Regions from separate parts of the Homo sapiens genome. Here region 1 is linked to region 2. A link is a contact called in ENCODE Hi-C or POLR2A ChIA-PET data. All regions are on one chromosome and are shown on one strand. Each heading gives the region's core, a stretch centred on a gene start or an enhancer-like site at or near the end of the contact. The rest is flanking DNA. Distances are from core to core; before and after follow the strand shown.

Region 1 (2,700 bases), core at 1-2,500, 1.4 Mb after region 2:
AGCTCCCGTCATCCCTTTCACGAAGAACGTACGTGGGCGCGCAATCACGCATGTATGCACACCACGCACGTACGCGGGAGGCACGTACTCAGCCATGCATATAGACAGCAAACATTATGAATCTCGCATTCTCGAAGACACGCACTGACGACATCACGCACGTACGCACGCCCTGGCTGCTAGGAGACGCTATTCTCTTTACCTGGCCCTGATGCGCGCCAGCCAACCAGGCCAAGGCCAGGGGACCTCGAGACCGGCAGCCTCGACGAAGAACCGGAAGGAGGAAAAGGAACGGGAGGGAGGAAGAGTAAGTGGAAGGGTGGGACGAGGACACCAGGCAGGAGTTTTGGGCCCAGAGCTGCTATACCAGCAGGGAGGAGCTGGGAGAAACCGCTGGGGAGGGGGTGGAGGCGGGGCTGAGAGGAGGAGGGCGGAGCTGGGGGAGGGGCCGAGCGGGACTGACAGAAACAATTGGGGGCTGGGTTGAGGGCGGGGCTGAGATAAGAGGCGGGGTGTGGGGCAGGGCCGGGCGGGGCTGAGAGAAACCATTGTGGGCAGGGCCGTGGGAGAGCTGAGCGAGGAGAAGCTGCAGGAAGAGCTCGCGGACTCTTGAGAATCAGCAGGGGGAGGCAGGTGTCCGCTGAGAGAAGGAGGGAGGGGGAGAAAGAAATCACTGGGAGGGGCTGGGGGCGGGGTTTTTAAAGCAGCTGCGTGAGAAGTAGGGCGGGGCTGGGAGAGGCGGGGCTCTGGGGGGGCTGAGAATGCTGGGGAAGGTTTGGGGGCGGGGCTTTGGAGGCAGCCACAGGAGAAGCAGGTCGGGGCTGCGGGCGGGGCTCGGGGTGGGGCGGGGCTGAGAGAAACTGCTGGGGAGGGGGCCGAGGGCGGGGCTTTGGGAGCAGCCGCGGGAGAAGCGGGGCGGGGCAGGGAGGGGAGGGGCGGGGCAGGGAGGGGCGGGGCTGAGAGAAACTGCTGGCTGAGGTCGGGGCTTTGGAAGCAGCCCCGCGAAGAGCAGGGCGGGGCAATGGGAGAACTGAGCGAGGAGCAGCTGCGGGAGGACCCCTCGGACTCCTGAGAACCAGCTTAGGGGAGCGGGGGCTTGGGGAGGTGTAGGGTGGAATCACGAGAAAGCTCTGTGGGAGGGCCTGGTGCACAGCTCAGCTGCAGCGTGGAGCTGAGGGAAAGCCGGGCGTTCCTGGAGGAGGAGCAGGGCGGGGCTGTGGCAAAGAGGTGTGGGAGCAGATGGGGCGGGGCTGCGGGAAATTGCTGGAGAAGGGGGAGCCAAGCTGGAGTAAGGCTGGCGGGTGAGAATGGTGGGGGAGGAGCTAGTGCAGAGCTGGAGGAAAGAGCTGAAAGGTGCTGGGGTGGGCAGAGGGGTAGGAGAAGCGGGACGGGGCTAGAGGAGGCGGAGCTGGGACTGGAGATGCAGGGTGAGCAGGGTGGGGCTGCAGCAGGAACTGGGTTAGAGCTTCTGGAGGAGCCGCCTGCAAGAGGAGGGCGTAGTTGTGGGAAAGAGCTGTGGGTGGAACTGGTTAAGTGCTGGGAGGAGGAAGAGCTGGGGGCGGAACAGCTGGGGCGGAGCTGCCGGAGGAGGAGCTGGGGGTGGAGATGCTGGTGAAATGAAGCAGAGCCGAACTGGGGGTGGAGCTGTGGGTGGAGCTGGGGGAGGGAGCTGAGGCCCTTCTGTGATGCACCCTTAGGCAAGAGTCAAAACTTGCCCGCAGCGACCTAACTGCACCTCCAGTGTCTACCCCCATAGGGCACGGAAGCAGCAAGAAGGGCGGGAACACTTGACTGGGGTCTATGCAGCTCTAGGCTGAGTCTTGCAGGGCTGAGCCCCCCAGGCCTGCTCTCCTGTGTCCTAGCCGCTCTGTCAGTGCCTGCCAGTGGGGTCCGGAGGAACCGTCTCTTTAACGTCTCTTTTGCAGGTGATGAGAAACATCCCCACTCTTAATGTCTTGCCTCCTCCGACCTAAGTCGCCCAGCACACAGCCCAACTTCCCTGGCAAACTTGCTTTTCAAACTCTCTTCTCTCAGTCACGGGCTCAGGTTCTGTAGTGCTGCCATGCTTTACTCCTCTGTCCCTCCCCTTATCTAGTCTCCCGCATTGACTTCATAACCAAGTTCTGGGTCCCTGCCTCTGGAGTGCCTGATGAGACAAAACGGCTCCTCGTCCTGCATCCCCGCTGCTACTTCCAGAATTCAGGCCTCGTGGTCTGGAGCCTGCACTGTTCCATGAGCCTCCTGAGCAACCTGGAGTCCTCTGTCTTTCTTCCCTCAGGTCTGTCGTCCACATTCCATCGGCTCAGTTTCTAAGTCACAAATCTGTCCCCAGCAATCCTCTAGTGAAAACGCTGCTGGGCCTTCTCAGGTTTAAGTCCTAGCAGTTCAGGGAGTCGGCTCAGCTCTCCCCACCCTTAAGCCAAACACTCTTTGGGTTCACGCTGTGCTGTTCAGTCACTGGTCCCCACCAGCCTGCTGTTCCAGGTCTCCCTGCTTTGCACCGGCGGTTCCCATGGCCTTGTCCTGGTGCGCTCCTGGCCTCCTTCAAGGCACAACTTTAAAGTCACCTTCACAGCCCCACTCCGAGTATTAGAGACTTTCGTCTCCAGCTCTGATAGCATTTTGTACCTCCCCCGTCCCCACCCCACGTTAGGCTCTTGCAACCCAGGGTGGTAATTGCTCTGTAAGACTTGTGGCTGC
Region 2 (2,700 bases), core at 50-2,549:
CCCTGAGCCTGGGAAGATCCACTCCTCATATGCTGTTTTGTTTCTGCAGCCCTAAGATTCAGGGCAATGGATGTAAGCCACACGGGAGATTTCGGCTCCATCTCAGGGAGACCCCACACCCCACTGTTCCTTAGGGGTTGGTGGGAGCCACTGAGGGGGGTGCCTATGGCAGCGAGGGCTGGGTTGGGGGCACAGGAAAGCTGCCGAATGGATATTGAGGGGAGGTGGTAGTAGCCGCCCTCTAAGGAGGATGTGGCCCTGGGCAGCCGGTGCCGCATAATGGCAGGGACAGGCTCACGCTACCACTCCGGAGAGCAGTAGCGCTTCCTCTTTGTCTTCGAGAGCCGGTTGCAGCTGGGGCTCTTCTAGGGAGCGTTCCCATCAACTGCTGCAGCGGGCATTTTGCTGGTCGGCACAGTATCGTATCGGAATCTGATTTCTTCGGGTCTGGGAGACGGACTCCGTTTGCGGGGGTTCATGGGAAAGGACTGCAGCGCGTTTGTCGGTCATTAAGCACGTTTTTGAGATCGACTCTGCAGATATGAACTTGCACTTTCAGCGCATTCATCAAAGCCTCGGGAGAGCTGACCCAGTCCCTACCCCCAGTCTCCCGAGCCCGCGGCGCTTCGGCTCCGGGACGCCCCCATCCTCCCCTGTCGCCCACCCGGGCGCCCCCGGCCTCGTTTTCTCGAGACGTGTCACTGCTTGTTGACCGCAGCCAGTCACGAAAACGGTCCTTTTCTTCAGTCTCCGGCCAGGGTTTCACTCCTGCAGGGAACAGCGGGTGGGGACAGAGTGCGGGGCTCCGTGCTGGACGGTGTCTGGAGGGGCCCCAAGGGAACAACCCTTCACCGGGAGAACACCAAGGCCAGAAGGGGAAGAGCCCTTCTCAAGGTCACCCGGGAGGAAATCGGCGCCCACCGGCGCTGCCGCCTCCCGCTCCCCGGCACTGGTGACTCACTGCTCCAGGTCCGCGGGGCCACCTCCGAGACTTCGGTCTCGAGGACCGAGGTGGGACAGGGTCTGCGGACCGCGCGCTGCCGCTGGACCCAGCCCAACCCAACCCAGGCCTCCCCACCCACCGGGTGCCCGCAGGCCACGCCCCTCGCCCGGAGCCCCGCCTCCAGAACGCGGCCCCGCCCCCGATACTGCAGCCTCGCCCCGCCCCCCGGCCTAACCCCAGCCCAGGCGCCCTCAGGCGCCGGCTCTCTAGCGCGCCCGACCTCCATCTTCCCGGGGCCGCGCCGCGCGCGCGCGCGGGCTTTGGGCGGGACCCTGCAGAGGCGGCGGGGCTCCTCCTCCCGCTCCTCCTCGGCCTCCCCTTCGGGCGCTCTCGCGCTAACTGTGCTCCTCCGGGGCCCTCCGCCTGCTCCCAGCCATGGTGGCCTGGCGCTCGGCGTTCCTTGTCTGCCTCGCTTTCTCCTTGGCCACCCTGGTCCAGCGAGGTAAGGCGGGCGGGGGGCGCGCGGGGACCGCGCGGGGACCCCGCCTTGTGGGCCCAGGGGTCGCTCTGCGCATGAGCGGCACGGTCCCCGCCTCTCGGGCCTGCGGTGGCTGCCACCGGCCGGCCCGGCTGTGCGAGGCGGAGCGGCGGGGGTCCGAGCCCCGGGCCCGTGGGGGTTGACTCCGCCGCGGTCGGAGTAGCCGGAGAGGAGGGGTGGGTCCCCTCCTGACGCTGGGCTGGAAACAGCGGGATGGGCCCCCTAAAATCCTGAACGAGCAGGTGTACCACTGGTGACAACAGCTGTCCCCAAGAGTTTACCTTTGAGAAAACCTTGAAGAGAGCAGTCATTTTCGAAATTTGCTGCGAGGCCACCGACAGCAGAAGCACCTGGGGAACTTCCTAGGTGGATTCCTAGCCCCTTTCATCGGGATCACAGCGGGCATGGGCTGTGGGGGGGGGGGGGGGGGGTCAGCGAGGCGTAGGTCTAACCAGCTCTCTAGGTGCTTCTGCCGTCCGCTTCAGTTTTTGAGACTTTGGTCATGTTTTGCCAAGGAGCAGGAGAGAGAAATCCCGCTGAATCAAGGAAGCACGTTTCTTAGACCCTCTGCTACTCAAAATGTGGTCCAGGGCCCAGCCGCATAGGCATCACCTGGGAGCTTGTAAGAACTGCAGCATCTCACGCCCCGCCCCCGACCTACTGAGTCTGATTCTGCATTTCAACTAGATCCGCGGGTGATTCTCTGGCACATTCAAGTTTGAGAAGCATCTTAGTAGAATAAATGCAGTCTGTGGTTAAAAATAGGGTCTTAAACATGTACCAACAGAATCTTCTTACACTTATTTATATCCTATGTCCCCATCAGAAAAAGGGATTAAGGGAAACACTGTAATTGAACGTGAATTATGCTCCAAGCTTCCTGACAATAGAAGCGAACCCAGCTGGTGGAAAATATGTGAGCTCAGGAAACACACACACACACACACACACACACACACTTTGTCCTAGTACTGAGTTCTAGTAAGATTTATGTCACATAAAGGAACACTGGAAAACAGTGGATGGTACTAGCCAAGCCACTTTTGCAAAAGATGCAGAAATGTTTTTCATGTGGGCAACCCACCTGGAGTTGATTCACGAAGAGCCATTTAACATTCTGCAGAGGTGCCAGGCTCTGTTCTAGGAACTGATGATGCGGTAGTGAACAAAATTGAGACTGTCTTCATGGAGCTTACATCCTGGTCCGGGCAGAAAACAA

The links. Hi-C counts contacts between places; a loop is a spot of excess contacts on that map. ChIA-PET counts read pairs that join two places held with the same protein, here RNA polymerase II (POLR2A). Pooled maps may share reads with other maps.
Region 1: a loop to region 2 is called in a map of naive thymus-derived CD4-positive, alpha-beta T cell, with 13 times the contacts of the local background. The contact joins the promoter of EOLA1-DT here to the promoter of CD99L2 in region 2. A Hi-C loop is called at or near these places in 1 of 168 maps with a recorded cell type or tissue (naive thymus-derived CD4-positive, alpha-beta T cell), 2 of 37 single-sample maps with no recorded cell type and 10 of 50 pooled maps. POLR2A ChIA-PET finds 5 or more read pairs at or near these places in 1 of 52 experiments (GM10248).

The regions. Positions count from the first base shown.
Region 1 is chrX:149,538,302-149,541,001 of GRCh38, reverse strand. It overlaps EOLA1-DT (EOLA1 divergent transcript), which reads left to right and starts at 1,250. Exons shown (of 10, transcript NR_027455.5): 1 at 1,250-1,301; 2 at 2,096-2,278. It also overlaps a transcript of EOLA1 not described here. RefSeq lists silencers at 397-587, 620-689, 700-1,009, 1,760-1,839.
Region 2 is chrX:150,897,267-150,899,966 of GRCh38, reverse strand. CD99L2 (CD99 molecule like 2) reads left to right here and starts at 1,299. Exons shown (of 11, transcript NM_031462.4): 1 at 1,299-1,445. The coding sequence starts at 1,379. RefSeq lists a silencer at 1,015-1,624.